Regions from separate parts of the Homo sapiens genome. Here region 2 is linked to region 1. A link is an interaction called in ENCODE POLR2A ChIA-PET data of the cell type or tissue named here. Cell type or tissue: Panc1. All regions are shown on one strand. Links, peaks and the distances in the headings refer to the core of each region. The heading gives the core; the rest is flanking DNA.

What was found. Peaks named below come from ENCODE experiments on the same cell type or tissue, not always from the same donor. Only the 100,000 strongest peaks of a DNase experiment are listed, where the experiment ranks them.
Region 2: POLR2A ChIA-PET joins it to region 1 with 13 read pairs; 2 of 35 experiments call an interaction of 5 or more read pairs at or near these places.

The regions. Positions count from the first base shown.
Region 1 is chr15:73,679,329-73,688,534 of GRCh38, reverse strand. It overlaps CD276 (CD276 molecule), which reads right to left and starts at 4,152. Exons shown (of 10, transcript NM_001024736.2): 1 at 4,075-4,152. RefSeq lists enhancers at 3,231-3,737, 4,755-5,263 and silencers at 3,722-3,771, 3,932-4,061, 4,072-4,201, 4,322-4,371. In Panc1, for the core only: CTCF peaks have their summits at 4,562 and 4,769 (motif pointing left); no DNase peak of the experiment used is centred there; H3K4me3 peaks cover 2,759 bases; H3K27ac peaks cover 1,814 bases.
Region 2 is chr15:73,738,681-73,747,886 of GRCh38, reverse strand. INSYN1 (inhibitory synaptic factor 1) reads left to right here. Exons shown (of 3, transcript NM_001039614.3): 3 at 7,245-9,206. The coding sequence ends at 7,970. Among named protein-coding and RNA genes, the nearest start is that of INSYN1, 10 kb to the left of the region's middle. In Panc1, for the core only: no CTCF peak of the experiment used is centred there; no DNase peak of the experiment used is centred there.

The DNA.
Region 1 (9,206 bases), core at 384-8,383:
ACAGCATGAGCTCAGAAGCCAGCAGCCTTGGGTTTCAATCCTGACACCGATGCCTTGCTGAACACATGACCAAGTTTAAATGACTTAACCTATTTGAGACCCAATTCCAAATCTCTAAAATGGGGGTAACAATCCCTACCCCACAGGGCTGCTGTGAGAATAAAATAAGACAATAGAGAGAGAGGACTTAGGAAAGTGCCCAGTACCAAAACTGCAGTAATAATTATTATTATTGCTGTTATTATTGCCGCAAGCATGGGGACAAGGCCTCCTAGATGGGGCCTCTGCACTGAGCGAACACTTTGCCCCTACCCCACTCTCCCTGGCCAAGACCTCCTCTGTCAGGCCACACATCTGGGCCTCTGGGACCATTACTCCTTCTGTATCCCTACTTTTCACCTAGAGCCCTATCAGTGCCCCAGCTCCAAAGTAGCAAATGCACAACTCGACTCCATCTCTGGCTCTGACTCATTCTAGTGGTCCTGGGCCCCTTCCTCTTCGCAGATGCTTGGTCACAGTTCCAAGTACCATGAGCTCCTACCGTCCTGCTGCCATAGCCCCTAGCACAGAGCATTCCCACAGGGACACATTCCAATGTCTCCCACAAGGCAGCCCCAGTTCCTAGGAGCCTGCATTGCCTCTAGGGTAACTTGGGACCCCTGCCTCCCAGAGACAGTATCTCTCCCTGCTCCAAGGCTCCCAGCAAGAAATGCTTCTCACTCCACTTCCCGCAGATTAAGCTCCCTATGCCTAGAGAAGGTCAGATTCCCAATGGCATAAGGTGTGTGGAGCAGGCATTCATTCTCTGGACCACAAAGAGAAAGAAAGGGAGAAAGGGGGCAGCTGGCTGGGAGCACTGGTCAGAACTGGAGGGTGGAGGGGGAACTCCTGGAAGCCCCAGCATGATAAAGTCCAGGGCTCTGGAAGAGAAGAACTCTCAGCAAAGGCCCTGACTATGCTGTGAAGGCCACTAGTCACTGGGTCACCCAGGTCAGGCCTGCCCCTTCTCTGGTTCCCCAGATGAGTCTTCCCTGACTTACTAAGGAGACCCTTGGCACATCTTACCGGGCTCCAGAAAGAGGGGTAAAACCTGTGCCTACCTCCAGAGCAGCAGAAAAAGCCAGTTCTGGAAGCAGACAACAGCCCAGCTCCACCATTTGCCGGCTGTGTGTCTTTGGGCATGTGACTTACCCTTTCTGGGCCTCAGTTTCCCCAACTGTACAATGGTGTTAATGATACCCTACCTCATAGGATTACTATGAGGATTACATGAGATAATGTCTATTTAGCCTCCAGCACAACCCTACCCACTCCCAAACCTGAAAACCCAATGCTCCTATCTGGCACACTGCAAGGGCGGTAGAACTGGGGGTGGCAGGCAAGGGTTGCATAACTGTACACGTGGCCCCCTTCCAGGTGTGGGGTCCATTCTGAGCCAACAAGACCAAAGGCAATTTCTCAAAAATCATGTGGACCAGTCCTCACCCCTCTCCCCCTCCCCTAGGCCCTGGGTGTGCCCTCCCCCTTTTGCTGGTGGACTTCCCTAACACTCCTGCCCTGGGGATGTGGGAAAAGGACAATGAGAAGTCGCCACCCACTCAGAGGATAAGCTCATGGGCAGTAACGTCATCCTCCTTGCCATTTTTCCTCTTTCCCTGACCCTATGACTCAGATCCACAGCTTAACAGCCCCCATGTGGTCATAATCTCAGAGGCTGCTTGGATTTGGTCATTTTTCTGCACAGACCCCAAACCCCGTATGTGCAACCAAGTACCATCCAGCCACTTGTTCTACAACATTTTCTAGGAGTCTCTTTAGGTGCTGTGGAATTCCAACTCACAGCTCTCTTATCACACTGCATCTCTGACTCCAAACAGCATTGTCCAGCTCCTTGTCAAACTCAAATCCTACTCCAAAGAACAAAGATTTACCCCTCCAGAGAAAGCCAAAGTTTAATGATGGAATTCTCACAGGAAGTTTCAGAAGTCAACCTAATAAGGACACAGACACCCCAGAGGACTACTTTGAAGGGACCACACTTCTATAACTGTCCTTTCCATAAATATTAAAGCACCGAAGCCAGCTGTCAGGTATATGAACATGAGACATTCAGCCAACCCTCCATCGGGTGGTGCCTGGACAGAGCTGAAGAGGGGACAGGAAGGAAAACAGGGTCCTCAGATTCCAACACCCCTTCTCACCTGAGACTTGCATTAACACAGGCTCCTTACCTCTGACAAGCTCATGTCTCACAGCACAGGAGTCTAGAGTAAGCTGGAAAGCTTACTGCAGGCAGGAGAAACCACCAGTAATGCCATAAGGACATGGAAGAACTCCAAAGGTCAGTCATGGGACCCTGACTGCATCACTGAGGCCACTTAATGCAGGAACGAAGCTCTCTCCCGCCAGCGTCCCCTTGCCATACAACCCCTCAGAACAAAAACTGAGGTCCACAGGGCTGACCCAAAGTCATGAAGGAAAATTTCATTCACATCAGGATACTCCAGTAAGCTGACGGTGACGTATGTAAATTTCCACGGTCAACAGTTACCCTAAGTGTTAGTGCTTAATCTCAAGAACTCCAGATATCAGGAAAATGTACTCACCCAAAATACTCCCTTGAAATGAGCCACTTCATACCCTACAGCCCCATAGCCCTCCATCCTGCCCTGCACTCAGATCAGCTCAACCCATCGGACAGGTTTAGACTTCAAGTTTAGACTTCAGTTCCCCTCAGCCTCAAACTGTCCCACCTATTTGCAGTCCCCCACACTACAAGGAAGGCTGCACAGCATCAGATTTCCTAGGGACTTCTGGGAGGCCAGAGGGAACTAGAGGAGGCCGCACTAAATAAAGAACTCTCTTAAAGACAAAGCAGCTTCATTACTTTCTAATATAGAAACTAACTGCTGAAGACATGCTTATAAGAAAAGGACCCCGGGCTTTAATGAAGAGATCAGACTCATTTACAATTATCCACATCCAATTTGAAGGTAAATCGTTTTTCTAAATTAAGACAACTAACACCCCCCCACCCGCCACACACACACACACACACACACACACACACACACACACACAAATCTTTTTTGCTTTACTATTTGCTTAATGTTTTCCCTCAGTGATAGATCCCATATCTGAGTCATCTATCACGCTTTTCTCATTAGAGCAGGTTTGGCTTAGAAATAAATCCCCTGCCTTAGGCTGCCAAACCTGCCAATTCGCTAGCTAAACGGTCGCAGGGAGGGCCCTGGGCGCTGGAATTCAATCCCCTCCCTTCTAGTGTGCCCCCACTCGGGGTCCCCACCTCCCTCCACCGTCGCCCGCATCTCCTCTCCATCCCACCTCACCCCCCACCTCCCTGAGGCTTCCCAAGCCCAAACTGCCCATCCCAATTCCCTCCCCACCCCCAACACCTATTCACCCCGTGGCCCCTGCCAGCCGTCTCTACCTGTCCTTCCCGGAATCTGACCCCTCATGCTGCCCACGGCTGCCTGTGGAAGTGCACCAGTCGCCCACACCTTCGCCCTGCTGGGCCCTGCAGAGTGGACACGCCTAACCACTCGCCTTCCCTCCCCGCCGCTCCCCTCCCGGAGCTGGGCGTTTTCCTCTGCAGGACCCGAGACCCCGCTAACCTCCCAGCGCCGGCCGGTGGCTTCGTTAAGCTTCAACACGGGACAGATCTGCCCCCATGCCCGCTCCAGACCCGGGGCCTGCAAAAGCGCATTCACCCACCCGGCCCGGTCCGCAGCTTCCGGGGTCTGCAGGTCCGACGGCGCCCGGGCCCCTCTCAACCCGAGGAAAGGGGGGCGGGGTAGGATCCGGGAGCCCCCAGCTCTCCGCGGGCCCCACAGCCCAGGGCAGGAGGGGCGCCCGCGGTTCCCGGGACTCCTGTGCGAGGGGGGCCGCCCGGACCTGGGGGAGGGCAGGGGAGCAGGAGCCCGGAGGGAAGGCGCCCTGCTCAGCTCCTGCAGCCCTGAGCGGGAACGTGCGGACCTCCGCGGGATCCAGGCCCGGCCCGCAGCAGACAAAGGCCGCCCCACCCCGCGCCGCCCGCGCCACGCCAGCACTCACCGCGCCGCGCCGACTCTGGGACTCAGGGACGCGGCCCAGCCTGGCTCAGTCGCCGCCGCAGCGAGGCCCGGCCCGAATGGGGGCCGGGGGCGGCCCGGGGAGTCCGAGGGGCGGGGCGGGCCGCGCCGGAGAATCCGCCTGAGGCCCGGAAAGGCGGCTCCGGTGCGTCCCTGAGGCCGGATTGGCCCCGCGGTGGCGGCTGCTGACCGAGGCCTGAGCCAGCCCGCTGGGCAGAGCACACGGCCTGGCCCCCGCCCCCGCCCCGCCCCGCCCCCAGGCCTGACCCTGGCGGGGAAAACCCTCGGCTCCCGGAGCAGGGCGCTGCCCATCCCCCACCCCGTTCCCACACTTCCAAGAGCCGAATCTTCCTTTCTGCGAGAGGGGATAGGTGACTGACTGGTCATCGACTGGCGGCAGAACAGGGCTGGAATCCTGCTGTCCAACCCCAGTCTTGGGTTCTTCCTCCACACCATGCTGGCACCACAGCCCAGAAAGGGTTAACTCGACTGCGAGGAATTAAGAGCTGCAAGGAGCTCTCTATAAATACAGTGTCGTGGGCGCCTGAGCCAACCGCAGGACAATTTCCACTGAGCTGGTTTTCCTCTTTTCCTTCCACCCACGGCCATCCGACCAGCCCTGCCCCCAGCCCCACCCCAGACTGCTGGCCGGACTTGGCTCCAACAGGCCTGACACCTAGTGGCCTTGGGCTCTGTCCTTACAGGGCCCCGCTCCAGCCTGGGAGGAGATGGGGGTCGGGCCTGTCCAGATTTTGCTGTGGTGCAGCCCATCCCTGCACCTGTTCTTGGATCTGTTCTTCCTCACAGGGACAGTGACAGCTAAAACGTAGGGAGACTTTTGTGGGCCAGAGTTAGGTTAGGAGCTTTCCATGCTGGGCCTCTTTAGTTCCTCCAAACAGCCCCGCCGGCTAGATATTATTATTCCCATTTCACAGATGAGAAAACCAAGGCTCAAAGGGATGAAGGGACTCCAACCTTGTACTGCTGCCAGGCTCACCACCAGTGCCAGTGGCAGTACTGGGCAGGGCTTGGGAAATGAGTATGAAAACATGTGCGTCTCTCTGCATGTGTTGCCACTGTTGTAAGCTCTTTACCATTTTATCTCATTTAATCTTCACAACAACTCATTGAGGTGAATACCATTATTCTCATTTTTACAGATCGGAAATAAGGAAATTAAGATACAAAGAGATTAAGTAACTTGGGGACACATAGCTATGAAGGGAGGAACCGGGATTTGCCCTCTGAATTTAAGTGTGCGTGTGGTGTATGGGTAGGGGTGGTGGTGCATGGGTGTGTATATTTGTGGGGGGTTTTTGTCTTTTTTTTTTTTTTGAGACAGAGTCTGGCTCTGGAGTGCAGTGGCTCAATCTCGGCTCACTGCAACCTCCGCCTCCTGAGTTCAAGCGATTCTCCTGCCTCAGCCTCCAGAGTAGCTGGGATTACAGGTGCGCACCACTATTTTGGCCAGGATGGTCTCGATCTCTTGACCTTGTGATCCACCCGCCTTGGCCTCCAAAAGGGCTGGGATTACAAACGTGAGCCACCGCGCCCGGCCGGGTGTGTATATTTGTGAACACATTCAAGCAACTCTGTATTTGAGTCTACGTGCATATGTGTCTTTGAATCACACAGCAGCTGTGTCTGTGTAATTGCTGACTGCTCCTAGGGATGACAGCAGAGAGGCCCAGCTGTCTTGTCCCTGACCACCTCCAGGAACTCTGGACCATTCCACGCTGCTCCCCACTGCCCTGCCAGGCCCTGACCAGCCTCGTCCAGCCTGGGTCTGGCCTTACAGGTCTCAGGATGAGTAGCCTCCAGTTGGCCCAGCAACCTGGGGAAGTAGCATCACATGGAGAGGTGTCCTTGGGCTGAGGGAGCTAGGAGCCCTGCTGCAGGACCCTGGAGGTGGCATTGAACAGATCTAGAGAAACTTACTTTCCTTCCCTTCACAAAGAGTCAGTCCTGTGCCTTGTGCCTTGCGGTGGTGACGCTGGTCCTGTCCTAAGGGATTTATAATCTGGCATGACTCAGCCATGGTGGACAGTGAAGGAACATCACAGAGCAGTTTATAGTGTGTCTATGGGGGGAGATTTTAAAATAATCATTCAAGAGCAGAGGTCAGGAGGGAAGGAAATGTGTATTGGCTCTCATTCCTGGAAGCAGCAGATTGAGAGGGCTCTGATCCCCTAGGAGGGGGAAACAGCTTGGGCAGGGCACAGATAGCACATGTGTAGGACCAGCTCATCTGAGACTCAGACACTTGGATCTGGACACAGATAGCTAGAATGACCATCCCATCATGCAGGGGTCTCCTTGGTTCAGAGAATGTTTGCCTGATTGTCCCTGGGAACTCAGGAATGGAGGTGCTACACAGAGATTCCCGTCAGAACCAGAAAAACTCAGGATGGAAGGTTGTCTTCATGCATTCTTTCTGGACAGCAGCCCTACCCCTCTCACCTCTATCCCTCCCACCCCCCACCTCCCCACAACCTGCTTCCTAGGTCAGCACAGTAGTAGATGACTCAGAATGTGCTATCTCCAGTTTTGCTTCAAGTTCCCCAAGGAGGTCACAAACCAATCCCAAAAGACCCAGATTGGGACAAGCCTTATCCCACTTTTTATCTACCTACCATCCTGCAGGTTCCTCAAATTCAACATGTGCAAAATTGAATTATCACATGTCCCCAAAACCTGTTTCCCCTTCTAGATATACAGGAAGGACTATGCTCAAAACCTGGACTCATCCCTCGTTCCCTCCCACTTCCCCCCACTTCCCACTGCCAATATCCAGGCAGGCTTGAAGGGGTGCCCTAGAATATGTTAGGAATCCCTCCCTTTCCTGAATACCCTACTGCCACACCATCCTCATCTGAACCCCCATCACTCCTCACTGGATTGTTGTTGAAGCCTCTTAACTAATTCTGCTGACTGTGACTCCTCAGTCCATAGCTGCCAGAGAGAGCCTTCTAAAGCGCAAATCCTCCCACAATGTCTCTTGCTTACCTGAAGCCCTTCAGTGTTCTCATTTGCCCTTAGGCTGCTAGTTGTCCACTAAAATTAATTCTCTACTTCTTCCTTACCAACAGAGTGTAGCATTTGTTCTAAGAAGTTCTATGCCTAGTTGAAAATACGTGGGTTCTCAGACCCCCTTGCAGCTAGAGGCAGTCACGTGACCCAGTGTGGCAAATGAGATGGAAATGAAACTCACTGATTGAGGCTTTGGGGAAAGCTTGTTAAAGGAGCAGCCTTGAGCTATGGAAACCAGTCTGGTAGTTCCTCAAAAAATTAAAAATAGGCCAGGCAAGGTGGCTCACACCTCTAATCCCAACACTCTGGGAGGCCAAGGCGGGAGGATCACCTGAAGTCAGGAGTTCAAGACCAGCCTGGCCAATATGGTGAAACCCCATCTTTACTAAAAAAATAATAATAATACAAAAATTAGCCAGGCATGGTGGCGCTCACCTGTAGTCCCAGCTACTTGGGAGGCTGAGGTAGAAGAATCACTTGAACCCAGGAGGCGGAGGTTGCAGTGAACTGAGATCATGCCACTGCACTTCAGCATGGGTGACAAAGTGAGACTCTGTCTCAAAAAATAGAAATAAAAATAGAACTACTATATGATTCAGCAATTCCACTTATGGGCATACCTCCAAAGAATTGAAAGCAGGGTCTCAGAGAGATATTTGTACACTCATATTCTTAGTGGCATTACTCACAATAGGCAAAATGTGGAAGCAACGCAAGTGTCTACATCTCCAGATGAATGGATAGGCAAAATGTGGTGTATCCATACAGTAGAACATTATAACTTTCCTCAGGGCAGAAATTATGACTGAAATTAGGAGAAAACTTCCTTTTGCCTCCTTTGACATGCAAAAGGGAAAGTGTCTCTCTCATCTATTTAAATACACTTAGATAATGCAAACTGTACAGTGTAAGCTATGGAGATATTTCTGTCTTTTTAGAGCAGCTAAGCAGTCCATCTCATAGAAAGCGGCTCAGAAACATTGAGATGCCTCTCCTAAGAATGATACTGAAAATGTATTCATTTTGACTGCTTCCATAAGAAACAAAAATCAATTCTTGGCAGTGTCAGGGATTTAAGGCCCAAGTGGCGATTGGGGATTTTATCGAGGATCCCTGCGACACTAAGCCAATACCTTGGCACTGGCCTCCCTTCCCTCAGGCTGGTTGGTGCATATTACTTCCCAAGTTGTTTGCATTTTTAGGCCTCAAATCCTTGATGTCTTGGCAAAAGCCACCCACCCGCACTCCACTCTGCCCACTCACTTAGGACTCATAGGGTGCCATCAGGAACCATTCCATCCAGCCTAGACTTAAGGCAACCACATTTCTCTCAAATGACTGAATCCGGTGTAAAACTGAATATGGTGCATAGCAACCACTGCAGGTTCCGGCTTCCTAGTTTCTTAGTCCTGGGAATTGAGTCTTGGAATAGGCTTCAAATGTCTAGAACCAACTACTGCCAGCTGGAAGCATCTGGCAAGCAAAATAACAGGAGCAGCCTAATGAAAGAGGAGCAGGTCCTCCAGGGAGGATCGCCTGGGAACACTCCGTAACCCTAAGGCCCTAATACACACACAACAACATAACGAAAGAGCTTCTAAGCAGTCTTTTCTAACTAGCTGCTTCTATCTGACTCACCAGCCTCTGCTCTTCTTCCCTGTTCACCCTTTCCATTATCTGTCTTCCTCCCCATCCCCGGTGAAACTGAACCATTCAATCCCCTTTCCCTTTCCAATTTCTTTACTATAATCTTGGCTGACAACACTCCCAATACCGGGAAGCCATTTCAGAGTTTGTGTCCTGCTGCTGGTGAGTCGGAAGGAAGGTGGCAGGTCCTCCAAATAGGAGGGTTGTACAGAGTTTAAAAAACAAAACAACAAAACAACAGAACAAACTAAAAACAGCACCATGCTACCAGGGGAACTCTTCTATCTCATTGGGAGTTGTTTTTTTCTAATAGCTCTCACATGCAAATAATTGAACAGGCTCCACCCTTGCGCTGACCTGAAAGTGAGCACCTCCTTCAGTTTTGCATCATAGGTGCAGGTACCTCATGCTCGTCCTGGCCCTGCTCCTAGGCTTGCC
Region 2 (9,206 bases), core at 486-8,485, 59 kb before region 1:
AGCTAAAATTGTGCTGCAGAGGGATATGACGGTCAATCGTTAATTAGCCCTTATCTCTCCCAGGCTCCCCAGTACTCCAGGATACCGGGCCAGTCCCAGCAGGTTCTCTAAGCTCCTCAAAGTTCTGTAGATCTTAAGTAAGAGATGCAGAACAGCTCAGGGGCTATGAGCATGGGCTCTGCAGCTAGATGCCTGTAGTTCAAATCTGAGCTCCACCCTCTCCTTAGCTGTGTGAACTTGCGAAAGTTACTTTACCTCTCTGTGCTTCTGTTTTCCCATTGGTAAAAATGGGGAGACTACATTTTAGGCATCCTCCCCTACCCCTGCCCCAGGGTTGTTGCGAGAATTAAATGAGACATATATAAAGCACTTAGCACAATGAGAGGCACAAAGCTCACTCCGTATCTGTTTGATGTTTTTAATGAATTATTCTAAAACTGGCCTGCTCCTCAGCTCCACGTACGGCCTTGTTTTCTGGAATCACATCAGTTTCTTAGCCATGACCAGGGAGGTCAGGACCACATCCTGGCCTCCTGGCTGGGGCCCTTTAGTTTCTCCTGCAGTCAGCAGTCTCACTCCCTGCCAGTGGGAAAAGCAGATAGAGAGTGACAGGGATGGGGGCAGGAAGGGGGTCTCCAATAAGGTGGCCTTTGAACAGAGACCCCACAGAAGTGAGGATACAAGTCACATGGCTATCTAGGGGAAGAGCATTCCCGGCTGAGGGTGCAGCCGGTGCCAAGGTCTCGAAGAGGAAGTGTGCTTGGCATATGCAGGTTCAGCTAAGGAAGCCAGAGCAGCTGGAGGGCAGTGAACAAGGAGAAGAGTAGAGGAAAGGTCAAAGAGGGAGCAGGGAGTCAGATTCCGTCGAGCCATGCACAGCATGCACGGAATTTGGATTCGTTCTCAGTGAGAATCCCACACACTCTCCAGGAATCTGCTGGTCATGTTTCTGGGTGGGAATCTGCCTCCCCACTGCTCCCCTGTTACCCACCCACCAGAAGCTCCCAAAGGCAGGGTTAAGGGCCCCTGTCCTTGGCCCCCAGGTATTGAGCTTACCTTGAGCAGGTACTTGGCCTCCTCATCCTTGGTTTCCCCCTCCCCCAGGCGTCACTCAACATGGGGGCTCAATAGTGATCCTTGCATTAACACCAGTGTCTCCCACATCATCGGTGACTCTTGGGTGGGATATAACTTAAGGGCACAGTTGCTCACTTTGGCCCAAACACCTCAGGAAGATGGAGGGGTTGGCACAACGTTTCCCCAGCCTTGGGTGGCAGTGGAGGATCCCCCACCGGATTTGCCTAGGAAGCAGTCATCCTGGCATTCTGTTTCCTGGCCATTCCATTGTGCAGTCCCATCGGCAAGGGGCTTTGTCTGAAGGTGGCAGGGAAAGCCATAGGCCATGCAAGTGTGAGATAAATGGGGCCCAGCCAGGAAGCAGCTGGAGCAGGAGAGGCTGGGGACCACGGAGCTGCGCCAAAGTGGGTCAGCTCCATCACCTGCAGCTCAGCAAGAATTGCGTGGATTTTTTTCTTATTATTTTTGTTCACGCCTTCCTTTCCTCCCTTTTCCCTTTGCCTTCTCCTCCTCCGGACAGATTTACCAAAGCTCCCTGGCCAATTAGGCCAAATTGCAGGATGAGAGCCATGAATCACGATCAGCTCGCTGCCCCTCCAACTCCACAGCCCCCCAAGAAGATAATAACGTAATCACAGAATTAAAAAATAATCAGTGGTCATAAATAATGCAGAATCCCCAGTTATGTAACCAGCTGCCTTGGGGAGCTGGGAGAGAGGGAAGGAGGTGGCAGCTTGTCAGGGGAGGTGAGGTGGGGCAGGGTGGGGGGTGTGGTGGGGGGTCCGGGGGTACAGGATGCTGGTTCTGGGACTACAGGTCCTCAGTCCTAGCTCTAAGGCCTTAAGGAACACAGCAAAGCTTCCACTGGAGAGGGGGCTCAGCCAGGGCTGGAGAGAGGGTTGGCGTCTGGCAATATAGGATTGTCCAGGTCTATGGAACTCTTCCTCAGAAAAGAAGCCCCCAGCAGTTTTTTTGTTTTGTTTTGTTTTGTTTTGTTTTTTGAGACGGAGTCTCGCTCTGTCGCCCAGGCTGGAGTGCAGTGGTGTGATCTCGGCTCACTGCAAGCTCTGCCTCCTGGGTTCACACCATTCTCCTGCCTCAGCCTCCCGAGTAGTTTTTATTAAGCCATCTGTCTCAACTCATCACTCATCCAACAGCTGTGTTTGCAGAATGTGCCGATCCCTGTGCCGAGCTGGGGATGTAGCGGTGAGCAAGAGACCTAGTCCTGCTCCTCATGGGGTTTACTGTGTAGTGGGGAGACAGACATCAACCACGTTATAACATATAGGTGCAAAATTGTAGCAGTGTTAAATATTGTGTAACATTTTCAGGAGAGGTGCAGGGTGCTTTGAGAGCCTTTCATAGGGAACCTGACCTCAGCTGGGGATCAGGGAAGGCTTCCTTCTCGAAGTGAAGACGGAGTGAGTAGGAAAGGAGGGAGGGCGTGTCAGGTGAGGCCCAGAGGCAGAAGTGAGCTCGATGGAGTGTGAGTGTGTAGGGGTGGTGAGGAGGCAGGCCTGGCAGGGTGGAGGCTGCTTGCTGGAGAGGAAAGGGGGTGGGTAGGGAGTTATGTTTGGGAGGCTTAGGAGTTTGGGGAGTATGGAAGGGCTGGAAGCACAGGGGCAACGTGGACCTGTTGGCTGATAAGAAAGTTCCCTAGGTGCAGCATGAAGCAAGAGCTGGGAGGAAGTTGCTATCGGTGGAAAGACTAGATGGGTGCAGTTTTTCAGCGAGGGGCGCTAAGGCTGTGACCAGGACAGAGGTTGGGGACACCTCTGGCACGAGGTTTGCAGGTTCTGCCACAGCCCTCAGTCCTGCCCTTGCTCTCTAGGGCTCCCTCTTGGTCTCTTCAGAGCAAGTCATTCTTGGTCTTAAGGTGCAATGCCCAGGAGTCAAGACTCACCCTCTGGTCCCAGCTCAGCTCCTCCCAGTCTCTGAGCCTCATTGCCCCCCTCGGCAAACACATTGAGACAGGTGGACTCAACAGTGCCTGCAGTCCCTTCTGGCTTGGGGGTTGTCTGATTCTGTAATTTTATGGTTCAATTTCTCTCTCCACTCTCTCTCTCCCCCTCTCTTTCCTTCTGTGTATATAATTATTTCCATGCACTCCAAGACAATCCCAAATTACATGTAGGCAAAATGATTATTAAACCTCAGGGAAAAATCACAGATTTCAAGACATCCAAAGCAGAGAGCAAGACAAGACTGGGGTCTGCTCCACACCTGCCCTCACCATTGGCCCAGGAAACGAGGCACCAGGGAAGAGCAGTGGGGATTGTGAACTGACCCAGGCCCCCCACAGAGAAGCTGCATACCCTTGGGCACATGGCTTCCCTTTCACATCCTCACTATGTCATTCATCAAGTGGTGTGACCTGTCTCACCTAATAGGTTGGGCCAGATTTGCCTGTGGGCCTCATAGCCAGTTGGTTTTTAGAACTTCTTCTGGTTCTGTTCTTTCTGGAGACAGCCCTAACTTTGGGCAAAATAGGTACTGTCCATGTGCTAGGTTTTGAAAGGCCTGGCATGTCCCATTATTCTGCCACAGGCACTGGAAATTCTGCCACAGTCACTGGACCCACATCAGAGGGTCATTCCTTTGGTGCAGAACTAATTCCCACTGCTCTTAGGCCTGGTGCGGGGGCATGATCACATGTTAGCCCCCAACGGTGCATTGTAGATGTTGGTAGTCTGCCTTGTTCCATATGCTGTCCAAAGCGCATTAAGCCATTAAATCCTCACAACAGCCCTATCAAGTAGGTATTACTAGAATTCTCCTTTGATGATGAACTTAGGCACAGAGACGTTGAGTAACTTGGCCAAGGTCACACAGCTGGTAAGCAGTGAAGCCAGGGTAGGACTCCATGTCTGGCTCCAGAGCCCAGGTTCTTAAGTATTTAGCTATCTTGACTCTGTGACACATTCATATCTGTTAAATTTTCTTTTTCTTTCTTTTTTTTTTTTTTTTTTTTTTTTTTTTTTGAGACAGAGTCTCTCTCTGTTGCCAGGCTGGAGTGCAGTGGCGCGATCTCGGCTCACTGCAATCTCCGCCTCCTGGGTTCAAGAGATTCCTCTGCCTCAGCCTCCCGAGTAGCTGGGACTCTATGCACGCACCACCACGCCCAGCTAATTTTTTTAATTTATTTTTATTTTTTAGTAGAGACGGGATTTCACCATGTTGGCCAGGATGGTCTCAATCTCCTGACCTCATGATCTGCCCGCCTCGGCCTCCCAAAGTGCTGGGATTACAGGCATGAGCCACCACACCCGGCCCATATCTGTTAAATTTTCATCACCCTGGGTGAGGAGGGGAGTGTTACTTCCTTTTATAGGACAGGAAATCAAGCCCCAGAGGGGGATAATCATCTGCCTAAGGTCTCTCAGCCAAGAGGTGGCAGACGTGGGACTCGGGAATGCAGGCCTCCCTCTTTCTCTTTCCTCCATCCCCCCAGGTTGGAACCAGAGAGGAGTGTACTAATAAAGAAGAGGAAGGGCTTCTTGGGTTGGGGGAGTGTTCCAGCCTGAAGGCTTGGGCTCCTGCCATGTGTACCCTGGATCTTCCCTGCCTGAGGCCCAATGGTGCTTGTCCTCACTAAGCATCAGGAGACCCAGCTTCTGGGCCCAGCCTGGCCTCAGCTGACCCTGTGAGGTCACAGCCAAGTCATGCAACTCCAATTCCTACTGGCATTCTGCCCCGCCCTCAGGCAGCAGCAAACTCCACAGCTCTGGCTTGATCAGGGGAGTCTCATTTGAGGGCATAGCTGCCCCAGAGGTGGTGGGCCTCTCCTGAGGCCATCAATGCCTTGAATTGCTGGTCTTCACCCAGCTTAAATCTCCCAGTGCCCTAGGCTAGTGGTTTTCAAAGCAGGTCTCTGGACCAGCAGCAACAGCACCTGGAGGCACACTAGGTAGGCACCTTCTCCAGCACCACCCCAGACCAGCAGAACCAGAAACTCTGGGGAGTGAGCTGAGGGACACTCAAGTCTGAGTGTCCCTACGCTAGGCCAGTGCTCCCACCAGCCCTTGGGTGGAGCTTGGGTTGAGCAAGGGCTTCTGGGAGATAGGAGTTTCTCTGAGGTTCCTTTGGGGCAGGAAGGCATCATCCTGGGAGAAGCACAAGAAGAAGTAGCCAGATTGGAGGGTAGGGCCCTATCCCTGCCGCCTGCCCAAGCCCAGCAGTCACAGCAGCACTTCATGATGGTGTGCAGTTTTGCAGGGGGCCGCAGGGGGAGATTCTCAGCTTTCCAGGGACTAGTGCCCAAGACTCCTCATCTGTAGACACAGGAGATAATGATCTCATGGGTGGAGGTGAGCACTCGAAAGCATGGTGCATGGTAGGTGCTCAGAGATGGGAGGTGGTGTCATTTTCATCCCCAGTGCTTTGCAGAGTCCTTTTGCTGCCCTTCTCACTGTCCTTCATGAAGCTCTCATAAGGTTGGCTGGGATTGTCATACTCACTTGGTGGTCTGGGATTGTCATACCCACTTGGAGGTGAATGAGGTTGAGGTCCAGAGAGGTTCTGTGATCTTCCAAAAGACACACAGAACAATGTCAAAGCTAAGTCTGGAATCCAGATGTCCTGATTCCTCCAGCTCTTCTGGAGGCCTCAGCCAAGTGGTTTCCCCACTCCTGGCCTGGGCAATGGTTGAGGGGCCATCCCTAGGCATCAGCACCCAAGCAGCCTCTCAGAGTCATTCCTATAAACAGAGTCCTAGAATCTCAGACATGGAAGGAACCTTGGAAATAAACTAGTTCACCCACCCTCTTCGCTTACAGACTGGGCAACTGAGACCTACAGAGGAAAAATGGTTGACCAGGTCTCCTGCATCCAGCCCCTGACTCCTGATCAAGTAGTCTTCCCACTGGCCCAAGCCACTCTGGCCATCACTTTTGTCCTTGCTTTCCTCTCACTTTGGGGCACTCACTACCCCCACTCCTTGCCAAATACTAGCACATCCCTGGACAGCAGCAGCCCTTAGCAACTGTTTGTTGAATTAAGGACTTAATGAGTTAATTAATTAATTGCCTGCTCTGACCCCAGGTTGAAGGGCGCCAGAGAGGTGCTGGGGGCTGGATTCTGATCTGGATGACTCACTGTGGATCTCTTGGTCTCTGTTACTCTGACTCTTGGCCTCGCTGCTTTGTTTTCATTGTTTTTCTGTTTTGTTTTTGGTTGGAATCTTCTCTCTCCCTTCTCTTGCCCTGTCCCATCCCTGTGTCTCTGACTGGATCTCCCTCTTTCCCTCACTGTCTTCCTCCCTGATTTATGTGCTGACAGTGGCCACCCAGGCAAGGGAGTGTCCCAAGCCAGGGCCTTCTGTATAGAAGCCAAGGGCTTCACTTTATGCGAGGCAGGCCAGGGTGGAGTGACCTCCACAGCTGAGCTGCCCCCTGAGTGCATTGAACAAGCAGCTCTGGGCCCAGAATAGATGGCTTCTTTATTGCTTATCAAATAATGCTTGCTTTATTCCTTCTCTCAACAAGCCAGGATTGATCTCCACTTGTCAGTGGGCAGGGAAGGGGAAGGAATGAGGAGGCTCCGGGAGATGGAGATGGGGGTGGGGTGACCCAGCCAGTGCTGTACACCTGGTGTTCTTGCCGTGAGGGATGGTGGAGACCCAGGGGCGACAGTCACCAGTCAGCTGCAAGGACTGGTCCAGGATGCTTTAGAAAGCCCACACAGGGTCTTCCTTGTGATCACCCACATCATTTCCTCTCTGAGGGTGCATGGGCTGCTCAGCTCTTTGTGGAATGGGCTTGCTGGAGGCCCTCAGCCCCTCTGAAGTGGCCCCCTCTCAAACTAAGGAAGATTCATCCCTGATCACCAGGGCTGCCCCCAGAGCAGCTGCTGTGTTTGAGAGACAGGGGTGAGTGAATGGATGGTGTGCAGGGCTGGAAAGCAGTTCCCTCTCCCCCAGGGCACTGAACAGTGGTAAACAGACCTTTGGGAAGGGCCGGAACAAGCTCTGTCCAGCCTGATCTGATTTGGGCCCTCCACAGGGCAAACCAACCTGTGACCTCCAGGCCAGTCACCATCCTACAGGCTCTCCCCTGTCCAGTACGCTCATCAGCCAGGGGTCTACAGGGATGGGGTGGAGACACACTCACACCTGGCTGATGCAGGGACCCACCTGGCCCCTCTCATCTCCTCTCCCCTTCCCTGGTCAGGTGGTGAGCCAGATCGATAAGCTAACCTCGGACTTCGACTTTGAACTGGAGCCGGACGACTGGACCACGGCCACTGTGAGCAGCACCTCTAGCAGTGACAAGGCGGGCATGGGTGGCCCCTTTGACCTGGGCCACCTGGACTTCATGACAGCCGATATCCTCTCAGACAGCTGGGAGTTCTGCTCCTTCCTGGACGTCTCTACCCCCTCGGACTCCGTGGATGGTCCCGAGTCGACTCGGCCAGGGGCTGGCCCTGACTACCGCCTCATGAATGGTGGCACGCCCATCCCCAATGGGCCACGAGTGGAGACCCCAGACTCCTCCAGTGAGGAGGCCTTTGGTGCTGGCCCCACGGTGAAGAGCCAGCTGCCCCAGCGGACCCCAGGGACACGGGAGAGGGTGCGGTTCAGTGACAAAGTGCTCTACCATGCTCTGTGCTGTGACGATGAGGAGGGGGACGGTGAGCAGGAGGTGGAGGAGGAAGAAGTGGGCTTGCCCCCTGAGCCTGCCCATACAGAGGCCCATGCAGGCCCCCACAAGCCCTCCCCAGCCCCCTACAAGTCACGGCGCTCTCCACTGACCAGCCGCCACTCAGGCTCTACCTTGGCCCCTGAACAGACTCGAAGGGTCACGAGGAACAGCAGCACCCAGACAGTGTCAGACAAGAGCACGCAGACGGTTCTGCCCTACACAGCCACTAGACAGAAAGCCAGGGGGAAAAACTAGGGGCCGGGGAGGGGGCCGGGGGCGGTGGGCACATAGAGCTATAAATAAATATATATATATATATATATATATATATATTTAAACAAATGAAGTCATAATAAAATTTAAAAATGCTAAGGATCTGGCCCCACAGGCCCCAAAGCTTTCACAGAGCTCCTCTTAGACATGAAGATGCCCATTGGCCTCCTAGGTCCCAGGAGGTGTGGGCAGGACTGCCCTTCCTCCGTTCTCATTGCGGGGCTCCTGAAGGGGGTATCTGAAAGTATGTAAAACTGATGGGAGGTCTGATCCTCCTTTTGCTAGCCCCTGAACTCTGTGGTGGAGTCTGGCTGATGGCCAGGGCCATGTCCTAGAGGGGACTCCCCTGCAGGAGGCGGGCTCTAAAGGGAGTGGTGTCCCTTTAGGCCAGGGTTCACAGTCGGGGTGGTCTGGAGACTGCAGGACTCAGGGCCTGGGGGTGGCATCAGTCTGGCCAGGCCCTGCGTCACTTGCACCCACCATCCTTCTACTCCAAGGCAGACTTACTCGGCTATACACAGTCCTGCCTCACCCCCTTCCATCTTAGGGTTGCCTGGGACATAGGGGAATGGCAAGCTGCTCCCATGGCGCAGGCCTCCGTGCTGGGATGCTGGGCATCCACAGAGCCTGAAGGATCGCCTGGGCTGGGCAGGGGTTTGATTGGAGGGTCTGGACCACCCCCAATCCTTTCAGCTCCCATTCTCAGCCTGATTCTGAGACCAAGACCAAAACCTCAGGGCAAAGCCTCAGCCAGTCCTGGCGTGGCCCTAAGCAGACCTGAGATCTGTGCGAGGAAGTAGGCAGCCACTTCCATGGGGCTAAAAATTAGGGCCGTAGACAGGCTCCTGGCCACCTTCACCAGGTGGGCAGCCTTGGAAAGGAGCCCAGTGGTCCCCACTCCGTCCCGATGTCTCCACACCCAGCCCCTGAGCCCATCTCAGCAGGTCCTGAACAAAGATGAGGTTACAGCCTAGAGGTACCAGGGCTTCATCTGGGGCATGGCCAGCACAGGGACAGCAGCTGAATATCCTTGGGATAATAATGACAATTATATTGCTCACATTTATTGAGCAGGTCTCTATGCTACTTCTATGCCGAATACTTTTTATAGCAGCATCTCATTTAATCACCACAATAACCTGATGAGACAGGAAGTATTATTACCCCATTTTTCTTTTTCTTTCTTTCTTTTTTTATTTTTATTTTTTTTATTTTTGA